7 separate regions of the Mus musculus genome follow, and all the other regions are linked to region 1. Evidence: chromatin loops called from intact Hi-C (ENCODE). Cell type or tissue: heart. All regions are shown on one strand. Region 1 holds the start of Gm31617 (a long non-coding RNA gene). Region 2 overlaps Anp32b (acidic (leucine-rich) nuclear phosphoprotein 32 family, member B). Region 3 holds the start of Anp32b (acidic (leucine-rich) nuclear phosphoprotein 32 family, member B). Region 4 overlaps Nans (N-acetylneuraminic acid synthase (sialic acid synthase)). Region 5 holds the start of Foxe1 (forkhead box E1). Region 6 holds the start of Gm12447. Region 7 has its middle 14 kb from the start of Trmo.

The links. A loop is a pair of places that touch in the nucleus more often than their neighbours do. Peaks named below come from ENCODE experiments on the same cell type or tissue, not always from the same donor. Only the 100,000 strongest peaks of a DNase experiment are listed, where the experiment ranks them.
Region 2: it touches region 1 in a loop (9-fold over the local background); 13 of 42 quality-filtered maps call a loop at or near these places.
Region 3: it touches region 1 in a loop (2.8-fold over the local background); 14 of 42 quality-filtered maps call a loop at or near these places.
Region 4: a loop joins it to region 1, with 4 times the contacts of the local background. A loop is called at or near these places in 5 of 42 quality-filtered maps.
Region 5: it touches region 1 in a loop (2.5-fold over the local background); 10 of 42 quality-filtered maps call a loop at or near these places.
Region 6: it touches region 1 in a loop (4-fold over the local background); 18 of 42 quality-filtered maps call a loop at or near these places.
Region 7: a loop joins it to region 1, with 7 times the contacts of the local background. A loop is called at or near these places in 26 of 42 quality-filtered maps.

The regions. Positions count from the first base shown.
Region 1 is chr4:46,199,965-46,203,964 of GRCm38, forward strand. It overlaps Gm31617 (a long non-coding RNA gene), which reads left to right and starts at 2,464. Exons shown (of 3, transcript XR_390536.3): 1 at 2,464-2,596. In heart, a CTCF peak has its summit at 2,373 (motif pointing right); a DNase peak (open chromatin) is centred at 2,387; H3K4me3 peaks cover 741 bases; H3K27me3 peaks cover 3,075 bases.
Region 2 is chr4:46,461,435-46,465,434 of GRCm38, forward strand. It overlaps Anp32b (acidic (leucine-rich) nuclear phosphoprotein 32 family, member B), which reads left to right. Exons shown (of 7, transcript NM_130889.3): 3 at 2,373-2,495. Among named protein-coding and RNA genes, the nearest start is that of Anp32b, 13 kb to the left of the region's middle. In heart, a CTCF peak has its summit at 1,943 (motif pointing left); no DNase peak of the experiment used is centred here.
Region 3 is chr4:46,449,364-46,453,363 of GRCm38, forward strand. It overlaps Anp32b (acidic (leucine-rich) nuclear phosphoprotein 32 family, member B), which reads left to right and starts at 1,563. Exons shown (of 7, transcript NM_130889.3): 1 at 1,563-1,986. The coding sequence starts at 1,933. In heart, a CTCF peak has its summit at 1,676; DNase peaks (open chromatin) are centred at 1,708, 2,608, 2,938 and 3,288; H3K4me3 peaks cover 3,219 bases; H3K27ac peaks cover 3,593 bases.
Region 4 is chr4:46,496,144-46,500,143 of GRCm38, forward strand. Nans (N-acetylneuraminic acid synthase (sialic acid synthase)) reads left to right here. Exons shown (of 6, transcript NM_053179.3): 3 at 2,900-2,999; 4 at 3,923-4,000. Among named protein-coding and RNA genes, the nearest start is that of Gm22247, 3.0 kb to the left of the region's middle. In heart, CTCF peaks have their summits at 1,592 (motif pointing right) and 3,053 (motif pointing left); a DNase peak (open chromatin) is centred at 1,558.
Region 5 is chr4:46,342,430-46,346,429 of GRCm38, forward strand. Foxe1 (forkhead box E1) reads left to right here and starts at 1,215. Exons shown (of 1, transcript NM_183298.2): 1 at 1,215-3,345. The coding sequence starts at 1,765. The coding sequence ends at 2,880. It overlaps Gm12446 (predicted gene 12446), which reads right to left and starts at 1,052. Exons shown (of 6, transcript NR_165272.1): 1 at 910-1,052. In heart, a CTCF peak has its summit at 1,941; no DNase peak of the experiment used is centred here; H3K4me3 peaks cover 2,905 bases; H3K27ac peaks cover 1,147 bases; H3K27me3 peaks cover 3,934 bases.
Region 6 is chr4:46,303,437-46,307,436 of GRCm38, forward strand. Gm12447 reads left to right here and starts at 707. Exons shown (of 4, transcript XM_030253986.1): 1 at 707-731; 2 at 1,430-1,879. The coding sequence starts at 707. The region is part of intron 4 of Gm12446 (predicted gene 12446); the gene reads right to left. In heart, a CTCF peak has its summit at 1,905; DNase peaks (open chromatin) are centred at 795 and 1,555; H3K4me3 peaks cover 1,733 bases; H3K27ac peaks cover 1,486 bases; H3K27me3 peaks cover 832 bases.
Region 7 is chr4:46,373,579-46,377,578 of GRCm38, forward strand. It overlaps a transcript of Trmo not described here. Among named protein-coding and RNA genes, the nearest start is that of Trmo, 14 kb to the right of the region's middle. In heart, CTCF peaks have their summits at 1,080 (motif pointing left) and 1,628 (motif pointing right); a DNase peak (open chromatin) is centred at 1,603; H3K4me3 peaks cover 715 bases; H3K27ac peaks cover 428 bases.

The sequences.
Region 1 (4,000 bases):
CGGGGACCAAGGAGATGGCTCAGCAGGGAAAGGTGCCTGTTGCCAAGCTTGACAATTTGAATTTAATCCTTGTGACCCATGTGGTAGCAGAAAGTCACATGTGCCGTGGTACACGCATGCACAAATAAATTAGTAAATGCAATAAAGTTTAAGATGTAAATCTGCTACCTTCAGGAATTATCTGTTCTCTGCTTTATTTTATCTGTTCTCTGGATAAGCCATAACATCCTGATAGAGTTCTTGTCTCTGCTTGACCTTTGTGGCCACAGGCAGTGTGAGCTCCCAGACTCCCAGCCGTGATCACATTCAGAGTTGCCTCCAGCCACCACGATTCTCAGATGTTAGAGACAGAAGTGTCGATAGGGTGAGGGTCTGATCCACACGGACAAGAAGGCATCAAAGCTCCACCAGACTCCTATGCAGGGAGCTCGGCTCAAGCTGGCAGGAGCCTGTGTTAGACTTTCCGCCACCATGACAAAATACCTGGTATGGACAGTAAGGGGTGAGGGGCTTGGAATTACTTCTTTGGCTCCCAGTGTGGAAGGTTGCAGCCCGTCATGGTGGGAATGGCACAGTGGAGTGGAGCCGCTCGCTCCAACCAGATGTACTTTTAAAGGCACATCCCTGGTGACAAGCTTCCTTCAGCTGGGCCCTGTTTTGTCAAGTTCCCTCCCTCTGGGGATGAAGTGTTGAATGCATCCATCTATCTGAGACATTTCAGATTCAAACCATAGCAGACAGCTTAGGGAGGTTGGGCATTTATCTTTCAATCATTTAGAAATTCTTCGCTTCCTCACAAACTTGTATTCTGTTTTGTTTTATTTTGTTTTGTTTTGTTTTCCTTTTTATGTATCCTAGGCTGGCTTCAGATTTAACATCTAGCCAAGGATAGCCTCGAGCTTTAGCTCCTCCTACATCAACCTCCCAAGTCATGCGCCACCATGTCTGTTTTATGTGGTGCTAAGACTCAAACGTAGGGCTTCGGGCGTTTGTGACAAGCACTCTACGAACAGCCACATCCCCTGCCCCTCCCTTCACATTTTTAATTTAAAAATATTTCTAGCTCGGCGCGATGACTAACCACTGTAATCCCAGCACTTGGGAGGCTGAAGTAGGAGGATTACCATGCATTCCGGGTTGGCCTGGGTGACATAGCAAGATCCTGTACATTGTGCAATGACTAAATCAGTTAACATGCATGGGATCCACATACTTATTCATGGTCAGAATACTAGACTTCTACTCTAAATTCCCAGTGGGATTGCTGTATGACACTGCAGTTCTTTCAGCTTTATTTGTTTCCTATTTTATTATTTTTATTATTATTATGTTTGTGCACACACGTGTGGGAGCCAGAGGACAATTTTGGGGACTTGATTTTCCACCATAAGTTCTAGGGATCAAACTCAGGTTGCCAGTTTGCACACTGCTAGACCACCTCCCCAGCCTTCCGAACTTAGTTTTTGATGAAATGTCCTATTTCTCTCAAATCACACGACTCCTGTCTCTTGGGCTCTCTCTTTGATAAATACCTGATTTTCAAAAGTGAACTTGGCTTTGTTGATGCTGTGTGTTTGCGGCTTGGAGTGTGCTGGTTGGCGCATCTCCACCGAGCTCCATCCCTACCCCCACCCTCTTTCAGAACGTTTTCCTTTGAGACAAGATCTCGCTAAGTTGCTTAGACTGGCTTTGAACTTGCTGTCCTCCTGCCCCACCCTCCCAAGTAGCTAGGATTACAGGTGTGTGCCACCATGCCTGGCTATTGTTCTCGTTTCATAAAAAGAAATCTAGCATATGTTCAAGGTGAAATGGTACCTGCCAGTCACCCTCAGTCTAAGAGGACAATAAAGAGGGAGGCAGGCTTCGGTGACAGGCTGGAGCAGGCCCAAAGAGGCCAGGGCCTGCACTTTGTTAAAGAGGAGCTAAAAAACCCAGGGTTCTAATGTGAAACCTTCATTCTCTAATGGTTGACACCAAAGATAGGAAACATGTGCTATCTTGTACTTCTTCCCCAGCATCTCCACCATGGTCCTCTTAGCCCTGCTCACCAGCCCTGACCTGCACTGCTCAGCGGTTGATCCATGAGCATGGACTTGGCTGATCTGTGGCCTGAACATATCACCCTTGCAGCAGCAGACTCCCAGATATGCCTCATGATAGTTGAAGTATTTATAGAGCCTTAAAAGGAAAGGGCTACTTACTAGGAGGCGGGGGCATGGAATCCCATTAAACTCTGAGTCTTAACCAATCTCAGTGAGTTAGACAGGTTATGTCTTCTCCATAAGCCTCAATTTCTTTACCTATAAAATGCGGATGAAATTACCCACAAGTGTGTTCAAGGTCCTGGCAGTTATCGGCAATGGCTGTTGTCAGCAATAGCCAGTAGGGGGCACCAAACTAAACCAAACCAAACCCCACCTAGTGACCTCACTCCTAGTTGGCTGGGAAGTTATAAATTAAATTACACTTTGCACTGCACTTGGGAGCCATCATCTAACACAAGCAGATTAGGAGTGATACAAATCGCATCGTCAACGAGGAAAGCTCTGTACTTGGGCACTTGTTCTGGATGGAATTTGGGGGCTGTTTGACCTTGGTAATGACAATCTGTCTGAAATCTTCCTTTCTTGGAGGCCAAGATGGTGAGGCCAGGGTACCTCTACAGGAACCTTCTAGCTGTCTGTCACCAACGTTCTGGTAGAAATCAGTGCGGGACAGCATCCAGGTGCGGAGGTCCGGGAGGAGCGGGATCTAGCTGACTTCTGCACGCCCTGGCCCCAGGCTGCGTGGTGATTTGGTCCGGGTCCAGGGAAAGGCGCATCGGTTCATCCCAATCTCACAAAGGAGTGCTCTCAGAGACCTGGGTGGCGGCGTGTTTTCCTGCAGTAGCACGATGCTTTTCCAAACCTTTTGTGCAGGTTGCCGCTGCAGCCACAGAGACCACCCAGCCTGACAAAGAAAGGAATTCTTGTGTGCAGTTGACAGCCCTCAGGTTGACGGCTCTGCTTTTGCCCGGGAGGCTGTCACTCGCAGAACAATGGCAGCGAGCAGGGTGGCTCTCACCTGAGACGGGAGCTGCCGCCCGTGGAGGGGGAAATGCGGGTCTATGAGCTGCCAGAGAACCCGCCTGGCTCCAGAGGCTGCTCAGGGCTGGGGTGCTTTCAATCTGCTGAGCAGAAAGCAGAGAGTTGAGACCTTAATCCCCACTCACAACACAGACACAGACGCACATTATATATTAAATATGATGAATTATTGGTACTGAAACATAAATCTCTACAACATCGTTTTGGGTGAATGAAGTCTTTCATATTTAATAAGGTCTTAACTATATATATGCTCTCAATTGATGAATACATACAGCTTAATTCCCATTTCTGGAAATTTCTAAAGCTGTTGAAATTAAACTAGAATACCAAAGTTCAGGTGACCTGCTGTTGCCTGAGAAACAGGGAAGGCTGGCTGCAAAGGGATGTGGGGGGACTTCCCGGGAAACAGAACTGTTCTATGTCCTGCTTGAGTGACCACCAGTCTGTATATGCCCTTGTAAGACGACTTTCGACTGTTAGCTTTGCATTCCCTCATTTTACACTGTGGCAAATTTCACCTCAATATTACTGATTTTTAAAACTGATTTACAAACAAACTATGACTTTTCTTATTCAAAAAGAAGTTCAGCCATATAGGAGTTGTGTTGTTGTTGTTGTTGTTGTTGTTTTTAAATACCCTGGGACTCAAACCCTGGAAAGAAAAATCACAATAGAAGACAGCAAAAATGCAGATGGTTTACAAAAGGCAAGGGAAACTCAGCCATATTCTCATTGCCTGGAGGTTTACACAGCTATCATTTTATATTAACACCACTGCCCTTCTGTTTTCACAAAATAAATTGTTTTGTAATCTAATCTATTTATTTATGCATCAAGTTGAGAGCATAGATACACAGTTAAGACCGCATGAGGTACCAAATAAAATAAAATAAAATAAAAATTCTCCATGT
Region 2 (4,000 bases), 260 kb after region 1:
CATTTGACTCATAAGTTGGTGTTTTTTCTTACCGTTCTGATAAATCAACAGTTCATTTGGGCACAGTTGTCATCTCTCCCAGTGGGGAGGTTTGATGGAGGCAGTGGCACACCTGGCATGGTAGATGGAGCGACTGCAGTGTGTGCAGTTAGAAGAGACATGAACGCTAGTAATGTCATACATAGACTCTTCTGTTTTGGTTCAGCCTGGCCTCTAGTCCATGGGATTGAGCCGCATATGTTCAGAGTGCTCTTCCCTCCCTTTGGAAACACACAGCAGTGTATCCCTAGCTAATTCCAGATACATCAAGTTCACAGTGAGATTAAGCACCACAATGGCTGTATTGAATTTTTCTCAAATGTTGGATTCTTTGAGACAAGGTCTCACTGTGTGACTAGTGTAAACTGGCACGTGGTCCCTGCTTCATTCAGCCTCCCAAATCCTGAGGTTGCAAGTTTGCACCACTATACTGGGCTTTTTCTGAACAATTTAAACACTGACCACTCATAGGGCTAATGAGAAGGTGATCATAATTAAAAGCAGATTGAATGTTCTCACAGCAGGTAAGGACTGTATGTTCTTACTACCTCAGAGTACAAGCTCTTCATAAGAAACAAATAACTAAAAATTTTGATTATACAAATGGTTTTAAAGTTCTCTGTTAGTAAATGCTTTGGTGTATTGCCTTGCTGTCTTTTCCTATAGAGAGATGTGATATTCTAGCTACATGGTCTAAACACAGAAAGGTGGTTTCTGCTATTATGGTTTCTAAAAATCACGAGATTCGGTTCTTGGATCTTTATTAATCATAGACAAGCAGGACTTTTTGTTTGCTTTCTTTTTAAGATTTACTTGGTGGGTGGGGTAAAACCACAGCATTTATGGCTGTCAGAGAACAACTTGGGATTCCATTCTCCTGGAGACTGGTTGCCAGGCTTGTGGCGTGTCTTTATTTATAGAACCATCTCTCATCTGCCCTCCTAGGCTAGCATTCTAAAATCGTGGCCATTGCTTCTGTAGCAGAGTATTTTATAGCATGCTAAAGACTTTATTCGTGAAGCAGTGTTGTTTGTTTAGTTGCCCTATTTGGTGTTTTCTTTGCTTTCTGAGGTGTTTTGACTAGTGTGTTGGGGACTGAACTTACAAGTCAGAAGAGTCTAGATAAGCACTCTACCACTGAGCCATATTCCTAGCTCTTTGTACCCTTTTAAACTTTGAGACAAGGTCTCATTTGCATAGAATGGCAAGCTACCTTGGCCTCTTGGGTTGGTTGTCCCAAGCCTCTGTCACCATGCCAGCCATGTGAAGTTCCCACCTGTAGCACACCAGGCATATATGTTGTATAGTGAGGAGAGCCAGGGCTTTTTAAGTGTGCAGTCAACACAGACTCTCTACAAGGCTTTGTTCATAGACCTGTCAGCCTGTAAAATGGGAGGACGATCCTACCAGATCAGTTTGTTGTAAGAACAAGTGAGATAAACGGGCTCTGGAAATTGACAGGCGCTGAAGCTCTAACAAATTGGAACACTTGTATGGTCTAAGGGTTGTTTTGTTTAATTAATATACATGTACTGGGGGTGGGGGCTAGGAAGCCAGAAGGGGACATTGTATCCCCTGGATTGTGAGTGACCCAACATGGGTGCTAGGAACTGAACTCTGTCTTCTGGAAGAACAACACCTGATGTAGACAGCCGAGTCCCATGGCCTGAGTGTTGAGCTGCAAAAGGAGGAGCTTGGCTTACATAGTCTCCACCTTCTTGTACTCTAAGGCCTGGTAATCTTGTGAGCATACCATTGCATGTGTGACTTACCTGCAGCTGGGAAACCTAATAGCTTACTGTGAAAGCCAGCGCCAGCTTACAGAAGCAGCAGTTTCTGGAGAGCCACATTTACAGACTCTGGGGCCTTGCACAGGGAATCCGATGCCCTCTTCTGGCCTTCGCAGCCACTGCATGCACATGGTGTGTACATATATAGCACACATAACAAATTTTTAAAAAAACAAAACAAATTACCATCTTTTGGCATACCTGCCTAACTCATCCCAAATGTTTCTGGGATGTATAAACTTCATAATTTGGATTTAATCAAATAAAATAATGTTTATAACCTGATAGAAACAGGGCTTCTGGGAGAGGCGGGTCTATCCAGGCTGCATGTGTAGAAATCAAGAGAATGACGAGGAGAGTCTCGGGTTTCCACAAGTGGGCGCCAGGGTTGAACTTGATCAGTCTTGGCAGCAAGTGTCTTTACCTGAGGAGTCACTTCACCAGCTCTTGTAGAACTTTGCTGCTACTGTTTGGTTTTGTTGGAAGAATTTGCTTTTTACCTTAATTCAGTAGTAAGTGATTCTCTGTCTGTGTTTCCTTTAGCTTGAGCTCAGTGAAAATAGAATCTTCGGAGGTCTGGACAGACTAGCAGAAGAACTTCCAAGCCTCACACATCTGAACCTAAGTGGCAATAACCTGAAAGATATCAGCACCTTGGAGCCGTTGGTGAGTGGTGGGGATTTAGAGTGGGTTGTTGTCATCTCATTGTCATATTTCCAGTGGGAGAAATGATTGGCTTCATAGAGTGGCTTGTAAAGTCTCTCCAGTGTACTCCTGGGCCTCTGCTCTCCTGACTGAAACTGATGTATCATGCATGGAGAATTTTATGGTTATCTTAGCTTTAAGCCTGTCTGCTAATTTTTTCTATTAGACTAGCCAGGCTAATCTGTACTGTAACATAACAGTCTGTCTTGGGTGTTACATTTCAGAGCTGTAAGTAGGGCAGTTTGAGGCACAAAGGGTCTCGTGGTTGGTGATCTTAGACTTACCTACATCACTATTTTGGGTAGAAACACCTTCCTCAGTCTTACTTGTAGGTAAATTAAAGAGACCAAGTTTTAAGTGCCTTTTGGGTTTAAGCGTGGTATATGAATGACCCTCAGCAAACTGAACCGAGAGGGCTTTATTCCTTGCCTTACTTAAGTGCTTAGAGGAAAGTCAAGGAGTAGATTGTTTGTACATTGGGGACTGTTGGAAGGGGAGCAAGCTCAGCAGTGTGAGGCGCAGGCACAGGCACGACGTGTGGTAGACAGCTACCTGCTGGGCTAGAATATGAAAATACAGGCCTTCGCCTCACTGCAAGAATGCTCAGTTGGGGCTGTGGGTTTGATTCAGTTAGCAAGATGCTTGCTCAGAATCCATGGAAGTCCTGGGTCCCATAAATCCCATTGCCACATGCCTGGTCATCCACCACAGGTAGCAAGTGTGAGACTAGCCTTGACCTTGATTATACAAACCCCTGATCTGTTGATGCGGGAGGAAGACAGATTGTGGTTTCTTTCAGTGACGATGTCCTGGTAGAATTGAAGTTGTCTCCTTGTCCCCTTCAACAATTGAAAATGTTGAAGCGGTTTTAATGTTGCTGGGTTCCTTATGTATGCATCTTTGTGTTTGAGCCTCCACTTGGTGTAGATGTTGAACCTGTTTCTTTTTCTTTAAGAATTATTTTGTGTATATGAATACACCATAGCTGCTTTCAGACACCCCAGAAGAGGGCATCAGATCTCATTACAGATGGTTGTGAGCCCCATGTGGTTGCTGGGAATTGAACTCAAGACCTTTGGAAGAGCAGTCAGTGCACTTATCCACTGAGCCATCTCTCCAGCCCATTGAACCTTTGTTCTGCAGATCTTTTTTTCTTCTGTACATCTCGACATGCTCACTCTCCCTCAGTTTTACTAGTTTCATTCTTTCTGTGTAAAGCAGCCCATTTCCAAGTTAAAAATATATGCATTGCAATCTGCTATTCCAGGGAGATTTAATAATATTTGTTCATTGTAGACTTGTAGCCCAGAGAATAAAGAATGGCTGTCCTATTTAGAGAAGAAACTGAATTTAGAGAGCTTAAATAATTCTTTGGATTAATATCAGGATCAAGCTCATTCACTTAATTTTCTATTGCCTTTGGGATGTGTTTGTACATGTAAATTGACTCCATACCTAAATTTCAG
Region 3 (4,000 bases), 250 kb after region 1:
CAATCCCACCATCCTTGGGAGTTACCAGACTACTCCTCTCTCGCAGACCATACCTGCCACCAACAGCACATGACACCACCTGTGGGCTACCTGTTCTCATAGGGCCCTCAACTGTTTTCCATCCAGTGTACCAAAGTAAGAGTCCCCAACGGTGACTCACTCTAGACCAGGGTGGAGCAAAAATATGGCAGATTTGAACCAGACCTATAAAGCTTAACTTTGTTGGGCTACTGGTGATGATTAAACCTTAATTCCTCATTTTTTTTCAATTAAGATATCACCAACTTCATAGGGGTTGCCTGAAAGTTAAATGGGACATAACAGCGCAAGCTCTTAAAAGCCAATGCTCGGTGATTGATTATGGAAGCGCTTCAGTAGATTTTTTTTTTTTTTTTTTGAAAAGCTTTTTGCATAGCTCAGTGAAGCCTATCAGGTAATAGTTGGAGATCTTTTGTGACAAGGAGCACAGCACTCCCTTCCTTTCCCCACATTCTCCTGTCTTAGCCTTCCAGACTACCACGGAATTATGAGTGAATCTACACCTATAACTATTCACCTTTCCCCCATAACCTACACATCTTCTTTTCTCTTGAATTATTATTTCTGAATCTGATATATAATCATTTAAAAGTTTGGGCCTCTAAGGCAAAATGGGATGATAGGAAGAGGCTTCTTGCACTAAAATCTTAGGGTAATACCTAGATGATGTTTTTCTCCAGTAAACAGTAATCTTTAGTGCCTCTGGTTAATATCAGAGGTAGGCTCCTCATTTAACACAACGCCGTGTGCTTTAAATCCAGGGACCCTTAAAATTAGACTTTGACAAAGGCTGCCAACCCAGGACTCAACTTAATGGTGACCAAGAATGTATACATCTTCCACGGGTGCCCCAAGAGATAAAAGTCAGAAGGTGGGGACTGAGGCGTCATTAAAATTACTAATGGTTTCCTTCACTAGTGGCTCACATGTTTAAAAACAGTGTTTATGTATAGTTGTTTTCTGTCTCCTTGGCTAGTTTGTAGTTTAAGTACTGATAAAGTTCTAAAGTATATTAAATTTTTTATTTTTAAAAACAAACACGTGCCAAGGGGAAAGTTTCCTGAACTGGGGATGCTCAGATGCGGCGTGGCTTGGGCAAGAGGCTGGAGCTGCCTGCCCCTGCTGATGTTTTAGTACAACACGGCGGGGAAGCGAGCACAGCCTCACCAGGGTCCTCGATGGCACTTCTAACATCACTGGACCTAAAGGCAGCGAGGTCGGGCTATGGGCCTCAAAACTGGGAGGAACAGGGTGAACCCCAAAGCCACAGCCTCTGAGGGCGCCCGAAGGCTCAGGCGAAATTGGGTCCGGGAGAGCCCGGAAGAAGGCGCGAGGCTGAGCCTGCCCGTCGACCTCCAGGAGAGCGCGGGTGCCGGTGGGGGTGGGGGCGGGGGTCCCGGCACCGGAAGGTCTTACATCAGCCAGCCCACGTGCGACCCGAGGGCCAGGAGGCGCGCGCGACCCGGGAGGCGGCGCCGCAGTCCGGGCTGAGCTTAAGGCGGGTCCCGCCCCGCCCTCCGTGCGCCTCCCAAGTCCGCGCTGCAGCCCGGGCTCCCGAGCCGAGCGGCGCCGCGCAGGGCCGAGTGGAGCCGAGCAGCCGCCGCGTCGCGTCGCCGGTTTAAGCGCAGTGCGGGGCCTTGGCCGGGGGCGGCGGTAGTGAGGCCAGAGCCGCGCTCCAGCCCCCTTTTCCCTCCATGGTTTCTCTCCGCTCCCGCGAGTAACTTGGCTCCGGGGGCTCCGCTCGCCCGCACGCCCGCACGCCGCCCGGGGACCACGCCGCCGCCTCCTCCAGCCGCCTCCCTCCGACGGCCCTCGCCGCGCAGGCCGGGTCGCCTCTCCCCCCTCCGCCCCCGCCGCGGAAAGTTAAGTTTGGAGAGGGGGGACGAGGGGAACATGGATATGAAGAGGAGGATCCACCTGGAGCTGAGGAACCGGACCCCGGCAGCCGTAAGCAGAACCCCTCGGGCGCCCGCGCCCCCCGATGACTTGCAAGTAATGGTGGCCACCTGCGGGCCACCGGGCTCCGGCCGCGGCGCGGGGAAGGCGCTGCTCGCAGCTCGGACGGGGACAGGGAAGGCGGGCGGAAGGCGCGGAGGGGGGAGCGAGCGCGCGGGCTTTAACTCTTTGGCGCCCGCGGGCCCCCGCGGCCACGGGGAGGACGGCGGGTGGAGAAGCAAACTTTGAGCCGCTCGCCCGCCCGGTCCTCTCCCGGAGGGAGCGCTCGCGCGTGTGGCCGGCGGCGAGGGCGGGCGCGGGGGTTGTGTAACGCTGGGAGCCATGTTTGCAGCCTCCCGGGATGCGCGGCCGGGCGGAGGCCGGGCCTGCCGAGGCGCCGCGCCGCCGCCAGGCCCGCCGCGGGGCCGGGCCGGGTTCCATGCGCCCCGCGGCCGACAGGGCCTCGCCGCCGAGGAGGGTGTTCGGGTCCCTGAGGGGGGCGCGGAGCCCCCCTCGGGCGCGGCCTGGCGCGGAACGGGGGAGGGGCGGGCCTGGCGGCGGAGGTGGCGCAACCGCCGCCCCTCCCGAGGCCAAGTTTGAAAAAAGGATGCGCTTCCCGCCATTTTTTCAAGCCTAAAAAAATCCAACTTTGCCCCTCCTTTGCCCGGCTCGCCTTCGCCCTCGGCCTTGCCCACGCGGGCTCCCCGGGCCAGCCGGCCCGGCACCGTCACCGCCGCGGTGGCTTCGCCCTCCCCCGCGCCGCCGCCCGGGGCCTTGCCCGAGAGGGAGGCCGGCCCCTCGGTGTGGGCGGCCGGCGGCTCCGCGCGCCAGCCGGGGCGCGCCACAGCGCCATGTTGGCGGGCGCCGTCTTCCTCCGCCGGGTGAGCCGGCCGCCCTCGCGCTGCCTGTCGGTCCCCGGGCTGCCCCCGCCCCGCGGGGCTCGTCTCCGCGCGCACTGGAAGCGCGGCGCTCGGCCACCGCCGCCTCGTCCCCTCGCGGGCGCCCTCCCCCTTCTTAAAAGGGCAACGGTGGCCGACGCGGGGCTGGGGCGGCCTGGGCCCCGCACGTGCTCCACGCGGCGGCCTCTGCGGCCGGCTGTGCGCAGGCCGCGGGCCCGACGCCGCTCTCGTGCGCTGCGGCGCGCGTGGGCTCGACCCTGGGCCCACGAGGTCGAGCGGGACAGGCGGCCTGGGCTGGCGCCCTCAGGTGACTATGGCTAACAAGTTGGGAACTTGTGGCGGTGGCGTGCCCGAGGCTTTGTGTTTGGAAAGGCCTGCCACAGGCCTTGAGGTCGGCCCCGCAGAAGTGTGGGGCGGTCCCTGAGGACTGATTGGGTGGTGTCCCTGTTCCCGGGGCCCTGAACATTTCACCGGCACGTGTCCCTTCCATCCCTCCGTCAGACATTTTGTGCCCACCACGTGCTGGGAAATTGAGTTGTTAGACCATCTTCTTCCTTGAACTTGAAACGATGAGTTCATGCCTTGAGCTTTTCACTCTAGTCAGCCACAAAAATCAATAGAGTAGGAAGTAACTAAATTTAGGTAGAGTACTCATTTTCACCTTAAATCCTCTTGACTACGTCTGGCCAGAGCCATGGAATTAGACGTGAATTAGGGACTACACTTTTAAAGCGCCCACAAGCAACAAGTGGTTGATGGAGAAAGCACTGGGCCCCCTTGTTCTCTTGAACCACTGATTTATTGCGTTTTCAGCTTACAGTATGGCAGGGCCCGACAAACCTGCGGAAACGAGTGTCCCCTGCCCTCCTGGTCCTCGGACTTGGGAGGGCACGCTACCTCCTTTTTGTACCTTGGCAGATTAGAGGGTCCTTGAGTAAGTGTCCTTTTGAGATAGCCACCAAGAGTATGAGGATGTGGAGGGCAAGCTACTTAGAGGGAGCCAGGCCATTGGTAGATGCTTATTTAGAAAAAACTTTGAACCCCAAACTGGAGGAGTTGAAGGGAAAATTGCTGCAGGTTTTTGTTTTTTATTTGTTTGAGACAGGGTCTTTCAAGCAGTACGAAGT
Region 4 (4,000 bases), 300 kb after region 1:
AGAACAAAGGAAGCCATGAATCGAGGTACCTTTAAAATACATTTGGAAAGTACAGCAGAGAAGTAGGTACAGCGAGGTGGGGGAGCTGTTCTGTAGGCCCAGGGTGTCTGTCGGCATTTAGCTCATAGATTGGCAGAAGCTAGTGTGCCCCACTAAGTTAACAGCGTCTAAGAGGTTTTTATTTATTGCCATGAGCTGTTCAGATACAAAGAGGGCAAGGCATGGCTGTACCGGAAGGCTAAAACTAGGCCAAGATAAAGGTCATTGGTTCCTGAACCTACAAAATTCCAGTCTCCCCACAGTACTGCAGATAGGTCTTCCAGAAGTTGTTTTCTTCCTCTTCTTCCTCCTCTTCCTCCTCCTCGTTTTTGTTCACAGCCAGACTCTATACCTTTTTTCTTTAAAGGATTTATTTATTTATTTTACGTGAGTACACTGTCTCTGTCTTCAGACACACCAGAAGAGGTCATTGGATCCCGTTATAGATGATTGTGAGCCACCATGTGGTTGCTGGGACTTGAACTCAGAACCTCTGGAAGAGCGGTCAGTGCTCTTAACTGCTGAGCCATCTCTGGAGTCCCCAGACATACCTTTTTTTTTTTTCCAGGAATTTTTGGTGCAGTTCCCCAGTGGTCACTCACCCCTGCACCCACACCCTATCGTCACCACGGGCTTCTCTTTCCTCTCCGGTGTGATTCCCCAGCCGAAAGGGCTTTAGAAAAGCCCCAGTTTCCCAGTGTGGCTGACCATGCCTGTAACCCCAGCACTCAAAGCAGGGCTATTCGAAAGGCAATTTGAGGCTAGCCTGGCCTACGTATGGTGGTGTTGTTTGAAGAAAGAGAAGCCCTAACCTTCCTCTTTCAGTAACTCCTTTTTGGACTACAGCTTCTCTCAGTATACACACAGAAGAAAGGTTCTGTGAGCGCACACTGCCTGTTCTTATTTTATTTATGTATTTATTTTTGAGGCAGGGTCTCTCTGCAGCACTGGGTGTTCTGGAACTCCCTGTGATCAGGCTGGCCTCACACTCCATCTACCTGCCTCTGCCTTTGGAGTGCTGGTTCAAAGGCATGCCTACTGTCTCCTCTTAATAAAGTTTAAACAGTTCTGAGTCAGTCAGCCTGGCACAATGGTACATGCCTGTGACTGAGACTGAGGCAGGAGAATCAAGAATTGGAGGCCAGTGTAGGCTACATAGCAAGTTTCAGGCCAACATAGAATAAGAGCCTGTCTCAGAAAGCGAAGAAAAGCAATCCTCAGTCAAATCAGGTTGATAGACCTGGCTTTAAGACCAGAGAGGTTTATGTCCTAAGGAGCAGTGAGCTGGTCAAAGTTCCCTCAGCACTAGTCTACTGGGAGTGTCCTGTTCTGTCACTGAACCCAGTCACCGTCTGGGGAGCTATTAATTGATTGAATTACTTTAAGGCAAACTGAAAAGAGGAGGTGATAGGGCTGTATGGCTTGTGCCAGGGGAGGGGTCTCACAGCAGTAGGGCAGGTTAGAGGAAGCCAGCTGGTCCTAACCTAAAGGTGGCAGGTTTGCTCCTTGCCAGGGTGATGAACCAAAGGGGCAGTTCTCAAAATGGCCACTAGATGTCGATAGTTCCCCAGGGGGATTGCAAAATGAGGTGCACTCCTTCCTCCTAGCAGTTTAAAAAAATAATAACTAGAAGATGATAGAATTCCATTTCATATTTCATAGTCCCTGTAGGTAAATCTTTGAGATTTTTTTTTCTGCACTAGGCGTCCTTACCTGCGCTTGCTTAGTCTGTCTCCTGAGCCCACACTTTGTCTGCTAGAGGTTCTAAACCTGCCAGGAAGGTGAATGGAGGTCTGTGGCCGTGGGCTAGTTTAAAAATGTCTTTTTTCATTTTTCAAGTTTTTTAAAAAACATAATTTATTTTTATTTATGGGTATGGATGTTTTGCCTACAAATATGTCTGTGTACCATTTGAATGCCTGATACCCTGGAAGGCCAGAAGAGGGAAGGAATCGGGTCTCCTAGAACTGGAGTTACAGGTGGTTGTGAGCCTCCACGTGCATGATGGGAATCAAACCTGGGTCCTCTGGAAGAGCAGCCAGTGTCCTTAACCCCCGAGCCATTCTCTAGCTCTTGTTTTCTTTTTTGAGACAAGTTCTTATTATGTCATCCTTGCTGACCCGAAACTTGCTGTGTAAGACCAGGCTGGTTTTGAACTCATAAGAGAATCCACCCTTATTAGTTCTTGCAATTTAACAGGATAACAGAATATGAGATTTTACTTTTGGGTGGTGTGTGTGTGCGTGTGTGTGTGTGTGTGTGTGTGTGTGTGTGTGTGGTGCTAGGGATCAAACCCAGGGCCTCACACAGGCCAGAGAAGTACTTGTCCATCTCCCCCCAAGATTGTCCTGGAACCATTTGCTGACAGCTCCCAGCCTCCTGAGTCTTCTGGTTGCATCCTACATTATAGGGTTCATTGAGTCTGAATGGCGGCTGGTTGGCTTTCTTGCAGGCCCCACAGTTCAAGGTCTGAACAGGCCAGCTGCTGATGAGCAGGTCAAACCAGGACACAGATTGCTCCATTTGCCTCTCCTGGTAGGAGTCAGTGTCTTCTTTCTGGTTGTTGACCTTTGAGGGCTGGTCACTCTTTCTGCCTGGCTCTGGGTCATGCGTAGGTCACAGCCCTTTTGCTTTTGTTTACAAGTCTTTGGGGGAAAGAACAGTCTGGCCAGAGGTAGTGTTTCCTTCACAGATTCTTGTAGCAACTGATGGCCGGAACAAGCCCTGAGTGTTCCCTGGACAGATGGGTGTGCAGACATAGAATGATGCATTCTCTGGTCTGCGCCAGCTTCCTCTGTCCTATACCACAAGGACAGAGTTCTGACCAATAGTGAAAGGTATTCCCTCTGATTTTTTGTAGATGGCAGTTGAGTTTCTGCACGAACTGAATGTTCCCTTTTTCAAAGTTGGATCTGGGGACACTAACAATTTTCCCTACCTGGAAAAGACAGCCAAGAAAGGTAAGCGTCTTTCCTAAAACCAGACCCCAAGCTTTGTGTTTCTGCCCCCTAGTGGCTGCTCACGGTAATAGCGCTTATGGGTACTCCACTGTTTCTGTTGTTTTTGGGTTTTTGGGTTTTTGTTTTTGTTTTGTTTTGTTTTGAGACAGGGTCTCTCTATGTAGTCTGACTGGCATGGAACTTGCTGTGTAGCCCAGGTTGGCCTCAAACTCCTAGAGATCTGCCTGTCTCTGCCTCTCGGGTGCTGAGATTAAAGATGTGCACCACCACACCCAGCTTTGGAGACCCATCTTAGAAACCTGCTTCTACCCTTTCGTTTTGGGACAGTGCTAGGGACTGAACCCAATGCCCCGGGCACCTGTATGAGTACCACCATGGAGCCACATCCCTGGCCAGTGCAGGAATCTCTTCCCTAACGTCTCCACACGACACTAAATGGATTCCCCCGTGTGAATTTCCCTTCCCTCATTTCAAACCTGGGATGGAAGCAGGTCGTATTACTGGGATATTCTGTACTTATCTCATGGGCAAGGTATCAGAAGCTGTAAGGACGGGGCTCTGTGCAGGCCAGCAACAGGGCTGGTAGCTCTTGGCCTCTCTCAGTTGTGCTCTTGCACTGGCGAATCACCATACTGCAGGCTGCGTATCTCTAGTCCACAAGGCTTGGGGCTAGGAATGATCCAGAATTTCGAGTGTTTCAGACTTGAGATTTGTAGGAAGAGATGAAGCTCGTCTGTCCTGGGCAGCCTCTTGATTAGCAGAGATGCCTCTCTTCCCCTCAGGGTTGAGGTCCTTGGTGTGCTTCCCTTCGCTGAAGCATGGTGCCGAGGACAGTGTATCTCCTCCTCAGTCTTGGTGCGGTGTCTTAGATGTGGGTGGGGGAAGAGTCTGAGCCCCTGTGAAGAAGGTGCCGGGTTCTCCAGGTCGTCCTATGGTGATCTCCAGCGGGATGCAGTCAATGGACACCATGAAGCAAGTCTATCAGATCGTGAAGCCGCTGA
Region 5 (4,000 bases), 140 kb after region 1:
TCTGTGCTCTCTGCCTCTTTCTTTCAAAGGCAGCCACCCAGTGCTCACTGAAGAAGAACGCAATAAAACCAGAAGGCTGGGCCACCCACGTTAGACCTGAACCCTCCACAGTGTGTCTCTTTCCAGTCCGGCTCCTTACACAATTCCCATGCTCAGGAAAGGTACTGGCTTCACCGTGAGGATCTTAAGAACCAAATCTTAGATTCCTGAGTTGGGAATCTAACGTAACCAGTTCCAAAAGTGGCCAGAAAGCGAACCAGGCAGGTGGGGCTGCGCCGCTGGGAGTCCCTCTCTAGCACCGAATCCTGCCAGAGGAAGGCAGAAATCGGACATTTTGGAACAGTCTACACACACACACACACACACACACACACACACACACACGCGCGCGCGCGCGCGCGCGCACGCACGCACGCACACACACGCATACACCAGTAGAGTTGTGCACTGACTGCAGCATCCTCTCCCAAGTCTTCACTCAGACCTCTAGAGGCGGCTGGCCCTCTCTGGCCCCGTGGTAGTGGAGGGGTTGAGAGGCGGCGACTGCAGACAGCAGGAGCCAAGTCTTCGCTAACCAGGCATTCTCCTGCATATAGAAAAGGGTCCCAAGCCACCTAAGGACCCTGATGCGGCGAGGAGGCTTTCCCTAAACACCTCTTGAGATACAAAACTTCGGGACAGACCAGGAACCTGGTAAAGCGACTCCCTGTGGCACTACCTCACCACGAACTGAAAAGCTTACTCTAAAACAGACGCAGGCTGCAGGCACCGGAGGGCAGCAAAGTTGCTGTAGACCTGGGAATCCTTGTCTGAAAATGAATTGCACCAGAGATTGGGCCAGGTAGCCTAAACCTGGATTTGGAAGGCATCCCAAGAATTAAACGCGCCCCACTTTAGTCCAGTTCTTACCCTCTCTGAACAAGAAAATGCCATGAGCCCTCTTTCCACGTGAGACACAACTTTTCCGCAAAGACCGATTCAGGAGCGCTGGGCCGAGCTCCTGGAGTCTCAGTCTCCCGCTTGGCGCGCAGAGGGGGCCAGCCCCCGAATCTCCAGGCGCCCTCCCCGCTCTGACGTTTTGGGACTCCAGCCGCTACCTGGGGAGGTGTGCCCGTCGCGGGGGTGGGGAAGGGGGGAGTGGGGGGGGGCGGGCAGGGAAGCGGCTACGCCCCGCGTTTGCTGGCGCCTTTAAGGAGGAGAAGCCAGCGGAGGGAGGAGCTGGCCCAGGTGTGTGCAGGAGAGCGCCTCGCCGGCCGGACTCCGTGCTGGAGTTCAGAGCCGCAGAACGGAGCACTTGCTCGCCACCTGGCCCGGCCCGCTCGCCCGTCTCGCCTCTCTGCCCTCCGCTTGGGTTGTACCTTCCACCGTAGGGGTGCGGCATGGGCGGCCCCTGCAGGGGTGTACGGTGCCCCCACTGAAGGCCCTGGCACGAGACCCCAGCCTGCAGCCTCCTCTACGCGCACCGCCTCGACGGTCATCCTCAGACCCGCAGGGACTCCCAAACAGCTGCCGCCACCCCGGCCTTCGAGCCACGTCCGGACCCCTTGATCGCCTGGCACCAGAGCGCCAAGGATCCTCTGGCCGGTGCCCCACAGGAGCCGTCGGTGGACTCAGCGCTCCAGACCCCGAAGTTCCCTGCCCTCAGCGCTCTCGGTGCCCGCTGCAAAGCCCCGGCGTCGGCTCCCGTGGGATCGGGATTGCGGCCAGAGCGGTCGTCTACAGCTGAAGACGACGGGGGGTACGGGGGGGAGGGACCGCGGCGCCATGACGGCCGAGAGCGCGCCGCCTCCCCCGCCGCAGCCCGAGACGCTGGCGGCCGTGAAGGAAGAGCGCGGTGAGGCGGCGGCGGCGGGCGCGGGGGTCCCGGCGGAGGCTGCGGGTCGCGGCGCGGGAGGACGGCGACGCAAGCGCCCCCTGCAGCGGGGGAAGCCGCCCTACAGCTACATCGCGCTCATCGCTATGGCCATCGCGCACGCGCCCGAGCGCCGCCTGACTCTGGGCGGCATCTACAAGTTCATCACCGAGCGCTTCCCGTTCTACCGCGACAACCCCAAGAAGTGGCAGAACAGCATCCGCCACAACCTCACCCTCAACGACTGCTTCCTCAAGATCCCGCGCGAGGCGGGCCGCCCGGGCAAGGGCAATTACTGGGCGCTCGACCCCAACGCCGAGGACATGTTCGAAAGCGGCAGCTTCCTGCGCCGCCGCAAGCGCTTCAAGCGCTCGGACCTGTCCACCTACCCGGCCTACATGCACGATGCAGCCGCTGCCGCCGCCGCTGCCGCTGCCGCCATCTTCCCGGGCGCCGTGCCTGCCGCAAGGCCGGCTTACCCGGGCGCCGTCTATGCGGGCTACGCGCCGCCACTCGCCGCGCCTCCGCCGGTCTACTACCCCGCCGCGTCGCCGGGGCCCTGCCGGGTCTTCGGCTTGGTTCCCGAGCGGCCGCTCAGCCCCGATCTGGGCCCCGCGCCGTCAGCGGCCGGCGGCTCGTGCGCCTTCGCGGCTGCGGCGGGCGCGGCGGGCACCGGGAGCTTCCAGCCGGCGGTGTGCACCGGAGCGCGGCCGGTCAACCCCGCCGCCTATGCCGCCGCCTACGCGGGCCCCGACGGCGCGTACCCGCAAGGAGCGAGCAGTGCGCTCTTCGCCGCTGCTGCGGGCCGCCTGGCCGGACCGGCCTCGCCCCCCGCGGGAGGCGGCAGCGGCGGCGTGGAGGCCACGGTGGACTTCTACGGGCGCACGTCGCCGGGCCAGTTCGGAGCGGCGCTGGGACCCTGCTACAATCCCGGTGGGCAACTCGGAGCCGGTGGTGGCGGTGCCTACCACTCCCGCCACGCCACCGCCTACCCCGGCGCGGTGGATCGGTTCGTGTCTGCCATGTGAGCCCGGGTAGGCACGAAACCTCACTAACTCCAGGACGTTCTGAAAGATGTAAATCCCCCGAGACCGGCGGACAGGACTAAAACGTGTATTGTACTGAGACTCACGTGCGAGGCCCCCTGAGGGCCGTGGAGGCTCGGTGTCTTGCACTGTTCACAGCCCCGATTTGGACGTGGGCGGACGTAGGGAGGCCACGGCCGCGTTTGGCCTGACACAAAGGACCCTCGATGACGCGAAACTCCAAAGAGCATGACTTTCTGCAGTTCTACTAGGGAGGGCCCTAGGCTGTAAAGGGTGGAGAGTTGCAGAGCTATGTACGCCAGAATCTAGGATCCCGAACTGTGGTGGAGTCGTAAGGCTTCACCGTGTGCTATGCCACGCCAAACTCGGGCTTTTTACATGCTCGCGTCTTGTACTTTTGACTATCGTACCCAATAAAAGGCTCGGACAGTGTCTTTATAATTCAAATGAGAACAAGTTTGCAAAATTGTTTGCTTTTAAAAAGAAATAGTTCGGTTCAGCTGGGCTAGTTTTCTCTGTCTCGGAGAATCACAAGCCTGGGTCTCAATCATAACTGAGAATTCTTCGGTGTGATCCAGCCCCAACACCTGAATTTTTAGTCTGCCATACAGAACTGTGTGATTCTACCCTCTTATTTTTAAACCCCCTCCCATTAACTTAGGTGCCTACCTTCCATATTTGGCAGCATTGGTGAGCCACCCAGGGCTTCCCAGTAGCCACTAATGTCCAAAGGCCATCCAGGAATGGGATCAGATCATTGGTAAATTGGTATTTACTCCAAAGTCCCAGGACTGACTCCAAGTAGAGATTGTGCCCTAATTATTGAATTTTTTTTTTGAGACAGAGAGAGAGAGAGGGATGTGTTGGTCATTCTTCAGCAGTGACCGCTCAGTGAAAAATCGGATTTTCTGATAAGGAGACCTTCCTTAACTGGAGCTGTTTGTCCTGTTTCCTGCACACTCCTGCTTCCGCACCCTCCTCCAACAAAGGGGAAGGAAAAAGTAATAATAGATTGGATGGTTAACAAAGCGATCTTTTTTATTTTAAAAATGTTTTTAAATTTCATTCCGTATCTTGTTTGTTTTAGGCAGCAGGTTCACAG
Region 6 (4,000 bases), 100 kb after region 1:
ACAGCCAGAGTGTCTATCCCCTAAAAGAAGGAAGGGCTGCAGCTTTCAAGTAAGCCAAGAAGACCCCTCACCTCCCCAAACAGTCCCTGTACCAAAGCCAAGACCCCAGGTAACCTGAGACATCTGGATGGCAACATTATTTGATTAAACCATCTTTCTCCTGCCTGGAATCAGCCTGTGTGCTCACTGCATCGGGCCTCTCCTCACCTGGTTTACCCACCAAGTCCTGCCAAGAGGCAAGGGCTCTGTCTACACCGGTGCGATGGGAACTCGGAGAGAGAACAACAGAAAACCATTTTGCACTTGGACCTAGCCACATTTCCCCCTGCTTTGGTGATCCTAATCTAGGTTCCCACCCTGCCACCTGGGCTGCATAGCAGCTTCGTGGCCACAGGCAAATCCCTCCGCCTCTGCGAGGCTCAGCTTCCTTACCTGTAAAATGGGAATAGGAGGGCCTACCACCTGCCAGGGTGGTTATGAGAACAAGAATGAGCTCATGTCTGTGGGAATGCTTCGCACACTTGCAGGGGTTTTGAGCCAGGATGTCATCACCATCATCATATCATAGCTGTCTTGCCATGTCTAGAAGGGGAGCCCGGGGCTTGGGGATGGCCCAGAGAAGAGAGGGGCTCCCATCCCGACCCTCTGACTCTGCTGGAGTTAGTCTCCCTAATTAACTCCTGCTGGCAGGGGTTTCCTGCAGGACATGTTTGTCTGCCACAAAAAGCCAGGTGAGGCTTCCAGGGGCCGCCCACTGGCCCTGACACACGGGGGAGGAATGATGACTCACAGCCCTCTAACAGCCTTGCTGACAGGCCTCTTGGCCAGGCTTAGCAGGGGTTGCAAAGGGCTGCCAACAGGGCAGTGGGGCCACTGGGCTCTTGAAAAAGCCAAAGAAAGATTAAGGGGGAGGAGAAGAAAAGGGCGGGCTGAGGGGAAAGAAAGAACGGCACAAAGCGGGGAAAGATGAACGGGCACTGCAGATGACAGGATGGTGGTCCAAAACCGCTGCAGCTCTGGGTGTATGCTGTATGCAGTGGGTGAAGTTTGTTTTGCAAGGTGGGAAAATTCTAGAGATCGGCTGCTCAAAAATGTGAATACAACGAATCCTCTACTGTACTTAAAATTTAGTTGAGATAGCAAATTTTATGGACTGTTTTATAGTAGACAAAATTTTAAAATTGTAGAATATTAGAAAGGGAAGGAAAGAAGAGAAGGAGAAAAGAAAAGTGGGCGGAAAGGAAGGGCAGGAAACAGGAAGGAAAGAGAATGGAAGGGAAGGGGGAAATGAAAGGAAGGAGAGGGGATTGGGAAAGAGATGCCAGAAAGGAAAAAAAAAAAAAAAAAAAAAAAAGCAAGACAGGGAGACAAGGACGAGGACATAGCGAAGGGACACAATTTCCCAGCACGAAGACCGCTCCCTCCGGAGGGGCGTGGCCTGTCCGTGACGTCAGCGCGCCGTTCCGCCGCCGCCGCCGCCGCCACCGCCCCCGGCCGCGCGTTGTGAAATCGCGGGGCTCGCTGGTGGCCGCCGGCTTGGTCGGCCCGCGCTCCCTGGGTGGTTGCGAGTCCCTCGACCTCTGGCCCCCGGCCCAGCCAGCCCCGGCGGCGGGGCAGGGCGGTAATTGCCCCGAGACGCGGCGTTTATCCGGGCGCGTTGTGCAAGGCCGCGCGAGCGGGACCCGGGGCGGCGGCTCTCACGCTCCGCTCCGGGCCCCGCGGGCTGTCCGCCTCCGTCCTCCCGGGGACCTTCCGCCGCCCGGCGAGCCGGAGAAACGGCGCGGACGCCCGCCGCTGCTCGCGGATATTCTGCGTGCATGGTCCCCACCGCCAGTCAAGACTGGATCCAAAGGCACCTGCCGCCAACCCGAGGACCCAGGTCAATCCCCAGGCTCCACCTAGTGTAAAGAGAGAACGATTCCCAGTTTGTCCTCTGACCTCCACGCATATGCTGTGAGGAGCGCGCACGGAGAAACAAAAATTTTAAAATGTAAATGAACCTTTAAAAAAAAAAAAAAAGACGAGATTCAAGTTCCTTCTGCCACTGATGCGTTTTGGATGACTTGGGAAATTTGCCTGCCCTCCCCAGTTGTAGGCATCCTCGCTTCAGATTAAATGATGAGACCTGAGAAAGTGGAGGGACACACCGACCTCATACCCATCCACTTCCCTTTTAGGAATGTGTTTCCCTGTGGCTTCCATGACTACAGGTGCCCTGGCTTCCTTTCTGGCTCTTGAGAGTTCCGTGTCTTGAGGCTCTCAGGCATCCCTGTTTTCTTTAGAGAAGGGACAGCGTCTCCAAAGACTTCAGATCCCAGCAGCCAGTTGTAGCCCACACCTGTCCTCTATGGGGTGCGTAGTATTTACATGATGTCCCAAGTTGAACACTGTCATGTTCCACTTCCAAAGCCATACAGCCACTCTGCGTTTTGTATATCTTGGTCATTCAGGATGGAATTATCCTTAAGTATTTCTTCTTCTCCCCAAGGCCTGTCCTTAAATGTTCCTTCCGACTCCCAGTTCCACCATTGGTGATCCTAACCCTGATAACAGTCGAGTGGAAGATGACAGCAACCTCCTAACGTCTCACTCTCTGTTCCTCTGGTTCACTCTATGCTGAAGGCCAGCGTGTACTTTCTAGAACACACCTCTTACCATTCTACTATAACACCAATGTTTATGTTGCCCCAGGTTTGCCTTTGAAGCACTGGGAAGTGAGGCCTTTGGAAGCTGACTATAAAAAGACTTGTTCTTATAAAAGAGGCCCAAGGGAGCTTGTTACTTCTTCTACCTCGGGGGGGGGGGGGGGGGGGACAAGGAGAAGTCACAAAGTATTAACCGAGAAAGATCATCCATTCTAACTAGGATCTCTCGGTGCTGAATTCAAAGCCTCAAACTTGTGAGGAACACGTTTCTGTTGTTCGTAAGTCACCCGGCTATGGCGTCTTTTTATAGCTATTTCCTACTGTCCTGTTAGTTGCCTGCCCTTCACTGTAGCCACGTGGCACTTACTGGTGTGTGTGTGTTACATGTACTTATGTAGTATGTATGTATGTATGCATGCATGCATGCATGCATGTACCAGGCAGCATGTGTGAACTTCAGAGAACAACTTGGTAGAGTCACTTCTGTCCTTCCTCCTTTAGATAGATTTTGGGATCAGACTCGGGTCACTAGGCCTGCACAGGAAGCCCCTTTACCCACCAGGCCACCTTGCCAGTCCCGTGTGCAAGGATCCACTTGTCTATAAATCTCAACCCAGACACTTCTTGTACATAGATTTTCCCTGACTTCTCCAATCCCTAACTACCTAGGCATCGTTCCTATTTGCTTGCAAAATAAGAATGTTTGGGCTCTTATGATGAATATTTTTGATAGAGTTATATGGATTAAGTTTTAATTAAAATTCATATAAAGAGTGAGGTGCAGTGGTGAATGCATGTAAAACTAGCACTTGAGAGGCAGGGGCAGGAAACTTGCCAAAACTTCCAGGCCAGATTGAACTATAGAGTAAGACCCCCCCCCCATCTCAAAAATAAAGCTAAAACTGACTTCAATGCATCTAGAAAATAGAACTCTAGACAGTATCTGAAAGGCTATCTGCCAAAATCTTAATAGAGATCCTCTGTGAATAGTGGGATTATAAGATATTTTAATCTTACTCATTTTGCCTACCTGTCTCTTCTGCATTTATCTAATTATGAGATTTATAAATGAAAAAAAGAAAAGTCCGTTGACTGGCCATCTGTAATCACAAGCCTGAGGCAACTGGCTAGGGTAAATTGGGGTTTTTGGCGTGCCTTGCCAGTTTGAGAGGGGAGGAGTCTACATGCCAAGGTAAAATGCCTTCTGTTCCCAGTTCAAGTACACAGCAGGAAGAAAAGGCGGCTGCTGCTTTGGTAGAAATGGATGCTGTAAGAATGTTCATTCATTGAAGAACGTAGCCAGGGGCTTTCTAAACTGATAGTATTCGTCAATGCCTTGGAGATCTTCTAGTTCC
Region 7 (4,000 bases), 170 kb after region 1:
TTCATTGTATTGCTCTGGCACGGCCTTCTTCACAGAAGCCCACCCTCACCCACTACATAAGGACTTTTAAAATCACATTAATCACTTCTGTAAAACTCCTGCCTTCCACTGTGTCCTGGAGTGTGGAAACTAGATGCACAGCCTCGCTTTTTCTTTCTTTTTTTTTGTAAATACTGAACAACCCCAAAACTTAGTGGTTTAAAACTATAAACATCTTGCCTGGTTGGTGTTGCCTTTGATTCCAGCCCTTGGGAGGCAAAGGACGGTGATCTCTGTGAGTTCAAGACCACTGCTCTCACAGTACATTTGAGGCCAGCTGGAACTACATAGTGAGACCCTGTCTTAAAAACAAGCAAACAGCAGCGAGAACTCAACCTATCAACATCCCGACTCCTCCTTCCTGGTTGTTTTATTTCATTTCATTAGCTAGGCCAGTTCAGAAAGATGGTGTAAGGGGACTTCCCCTACATATTTAGCGACTGGATTGATGTCCATGGAGACTTGCTCTGTCACTACCAAGCAGGCTAATCTGCTCTGAGAGCACCAGCCCCGACGCACAAGCTCCTCCTGCCTCATTTTGTGCACAACTTTCCTAATTTAATGTCACTGATTTTTTTTTCCTTGCTTCCCCTCACTACTTAAAAACGTGTTTGGTTTTTTTTTTTTAACATTTTAAAATTTTATTTGTGATGTATGTGCATAGGAACTTGAGCAGGGCTTCTAATAACCCTGTTCCTCTGAGGCAGGGTCTCTCTCTGGACCCTGAGCTTTTGTTTTTCAAGACAATCAACCAGCAAGTCTGAAATCCCCGTCTCTGCCCCTCGGTGCGGGGGGGTTACAGGCACTTACAGGACGATGCCTGGCTTTTACTGCATCCTGAGATGTGGCTACACTCATACTTAAGCTTCAGGTATTCTTAATCTTTCAATGTACGTGCGCATGGATCTTGGCAAGAACAGGAAGGTAGGAAGGCTCAGCTGCTAGGAGAGTCTCCTACTCTTGCAGAAGACCTAGGTTCAGTTCTCAGGGCCTGCATGGTGATTCACAACTGTGTAGTTCCAGTCCCAGAGGATCTGACGCCCCCTTCTGGCCTCCAAGAGCATTACATACACGGACATTTACAACACTCAGGCAAAACACTCATCACACACAATCAAGTAAATCTTTAAAATAATAATAACAGGGACTTAGGAGAAGGGCGGGAAGAGAAAGCCCAGAAAGAAAATAATCTGGTGTCCCTAGTGTTCCTGGATTGTATCTGCCTTGGCTCTACGAGTCCTTCAGATACATACTCCTCCCATCACCAAGTCTGTGGATAGTTCTACTATAAACCACACACAGGCTCTGCCCTGCCAACATGCTGTTATGGACTTCCTCGTGCCCCTCATCTCAAGCGCGCGCGAGCTCGCGCACACAAGCACACACACCCTCAGCATTGCCTTTCACTCAGTGGACACAGCCAGTCTTGGGTTCCAAAGTTGGCTTTTGTTTCTGACGACTCAACCGACCGAGGTCAGGGCTCCTATCCAGCCGGTGAGCCAGAGCCTGCCCTGGGAACACCTGGAAAGCAACCTCCGCTGTCACGTGATAGGCGAGTGCTCTACAAATGCAAGTACACAGCTGGCCAGTAGGTGGCGACGAGTGAGCAGCTCCTATAAGCAGAGACCTTATTCTGGATGAGATGAAACGCTTTAGCCATTTCTGGACCAAGGAGTGTTGGTGGCTCAGACCTCGGCTGGCAGCACCGGGATGCCTTCTATTTCCCGGAGGCACAAGGCTATGCCCGACGCTCTAGGAGAGCAGGAAACAGCAGTCCACCCCAGGGGCAAGGCTTCAACTCCCGTTACCTGTTCAAGCATGGTAAGGTCCACAGCTCAAGTATAGCGTGGGTTGGTTTTGGCTTCGTTATTCACAGGTGACACGGCAGGAAATGCAATGTCCTTTATCATAAGCACCGTGTTTCAGAGGGCATGGGCATAAAGATACACAGTGATGAATGTAAACACAGAAATCTAACTTATAAGGTTACACTCACCAACACGTCTGACCCACTCCAAGCTGAAGAGAGGACATTTTCCTTAAGTTCCACGTATAAAAATAATGTGCGCTCCTAGTCAGAAAAAAACTCACAGTGGACTGAAGAAAATATAGCAAACGGTGCCTTTCTCAGTGAGTTCTGGAGTCCCCTCTGTAGAGATGCCATTGGGCTAGGGATATGGTTCAGGGGTATGGCACTTGCCTAGCAGGCAGGGGACACTATTATACCCATAGCACCAAGAAAAGAATTTCACCCATATGTGTGTCCATCCTTCCAGAACTTTCTACACATGTATATGCAAGGATTTGTATTACTTCATTTTGTACAAATGGATGGTGAAGTGGCTAGTTTTGTGTGCCAATTTAACACAAGCTAGAGTCAGAGGAGAAGAAGGAGCCTCAGTTGGGGAAAAATGCCTGCATAAGATCTGGCTAGCCAGGCAGTGGTGGTACACACCTTCAATCCCAGCACTTGGGAGGCAAAGGCAGGCGGATCTCTGAGTTCAAGGCCAGCCTGGTCTACAGAATGAGTTCCAGGACAGCCAGGGCTACACTGTGAAACCCTGTCTCGAAAAACCAAAAGAGGAAAAAAAAAAATTCTGGTTATAGGGAGTTTCCTTTCATCAGTGATTGGTGAGTGGTGCCGTCCCACTACTAGGCTGGTGGTCCTGGGTTCTATAAAGCAGGCTGGGCAAGCCATGAGGAGCAAGCCAGTAAGCAGCACCCCTCCATGGTGTCTGCATCAGCTCCTGCCTCCAAGCTCCTGCCCATCTGAGTTCTTGTTCTTACTCCCTTCAATAATGAACACCAATATCAAAGTATAAGCCAAATAAACCCTCTCTCCCCAACTTGCCTTTTAGTCATGGTATGTGATGGAAAATATAAAAATATGATTTACCTTTTACTCTACAAATTTTCTAACAATTACATATAATCCCTTTCAAACCACAATGAGTATCTTAGAAGTATGCGATAACATAAAAACTCCATTCACGGAGCTGGAGAGATGGCTCAGCGGTTAAGAGCACTGACTGCTCTTCCGAAGGTCCTGAGTTCAAATCCCAGCAACCACATGGTGGTTCACAACCATCTGTAAATGAGATCTGGCGCTCTCTTCTAGAGTGTGTGAAGACAGCTACAGTGTACTTACATACATACATACAATAAATAAATAAATCTTTAAAAAGAAAAAAAACTCCATTCACAAGAAACATTTCTAGATCTCGAAGCACCACTTCAGAGAATCACTGTTCAGGATCAATAGCCAGCAGTCTTTCTTTCTGAAAAGGACTTCAACAAGTATTTGCAGCTTTGTGAGCCCATCTGTGCCATGTGCACTTTCTTGGGTTTTGTTTTCTTGGTTGGGTAGTTTTCAATTATATTCTTCCCCTGACGATGTGAAGAGCAGTCTTAGCTTCAGTCAGGAAAAGACCAGGCCTTGGGGGAGAGGGGGCAGTGAGATGGCCCAGTGGGTAAGGGCACTTGTGGCCAGGCTAGAGGACTGGGGCGTCAGGAGCATTGAAGCGGCTCTAGGTGCTGCTCTCCTGCTGGGTCCGGCTCTCTGCTGCACCTCCTCTTCCACTGATGATTGTTCTTCTCTTCCGTTGGGAGAGGGAGAGGGAGGGAGTACAGTCTAAGTGGAAAAATAATACCTACTTATGTTTGCGCCCACAGATCTTGCTGCTCTCAACCTTCTATTCTATATGCAAAGAGTAAGAGATTTCAGAATGCTCAGCCCTAAGTGGAACACCTGAACCACACCTAACCCTCCCAAGGTGCATGGATCATTACTAAGAAGGAATGTGAGAAGTGGAAGCCGGAGATGACGGACCACTATACAAGCGTCTTCTGGACACAGCAGAGCAACTGCACATGTGAACTCACAGTGCTTTGACAGCACGCACTGGACCTGCACAAGCTCAGCAGCCAAATCCTGCATGGAGATGGAAGTTAGACACCAAAT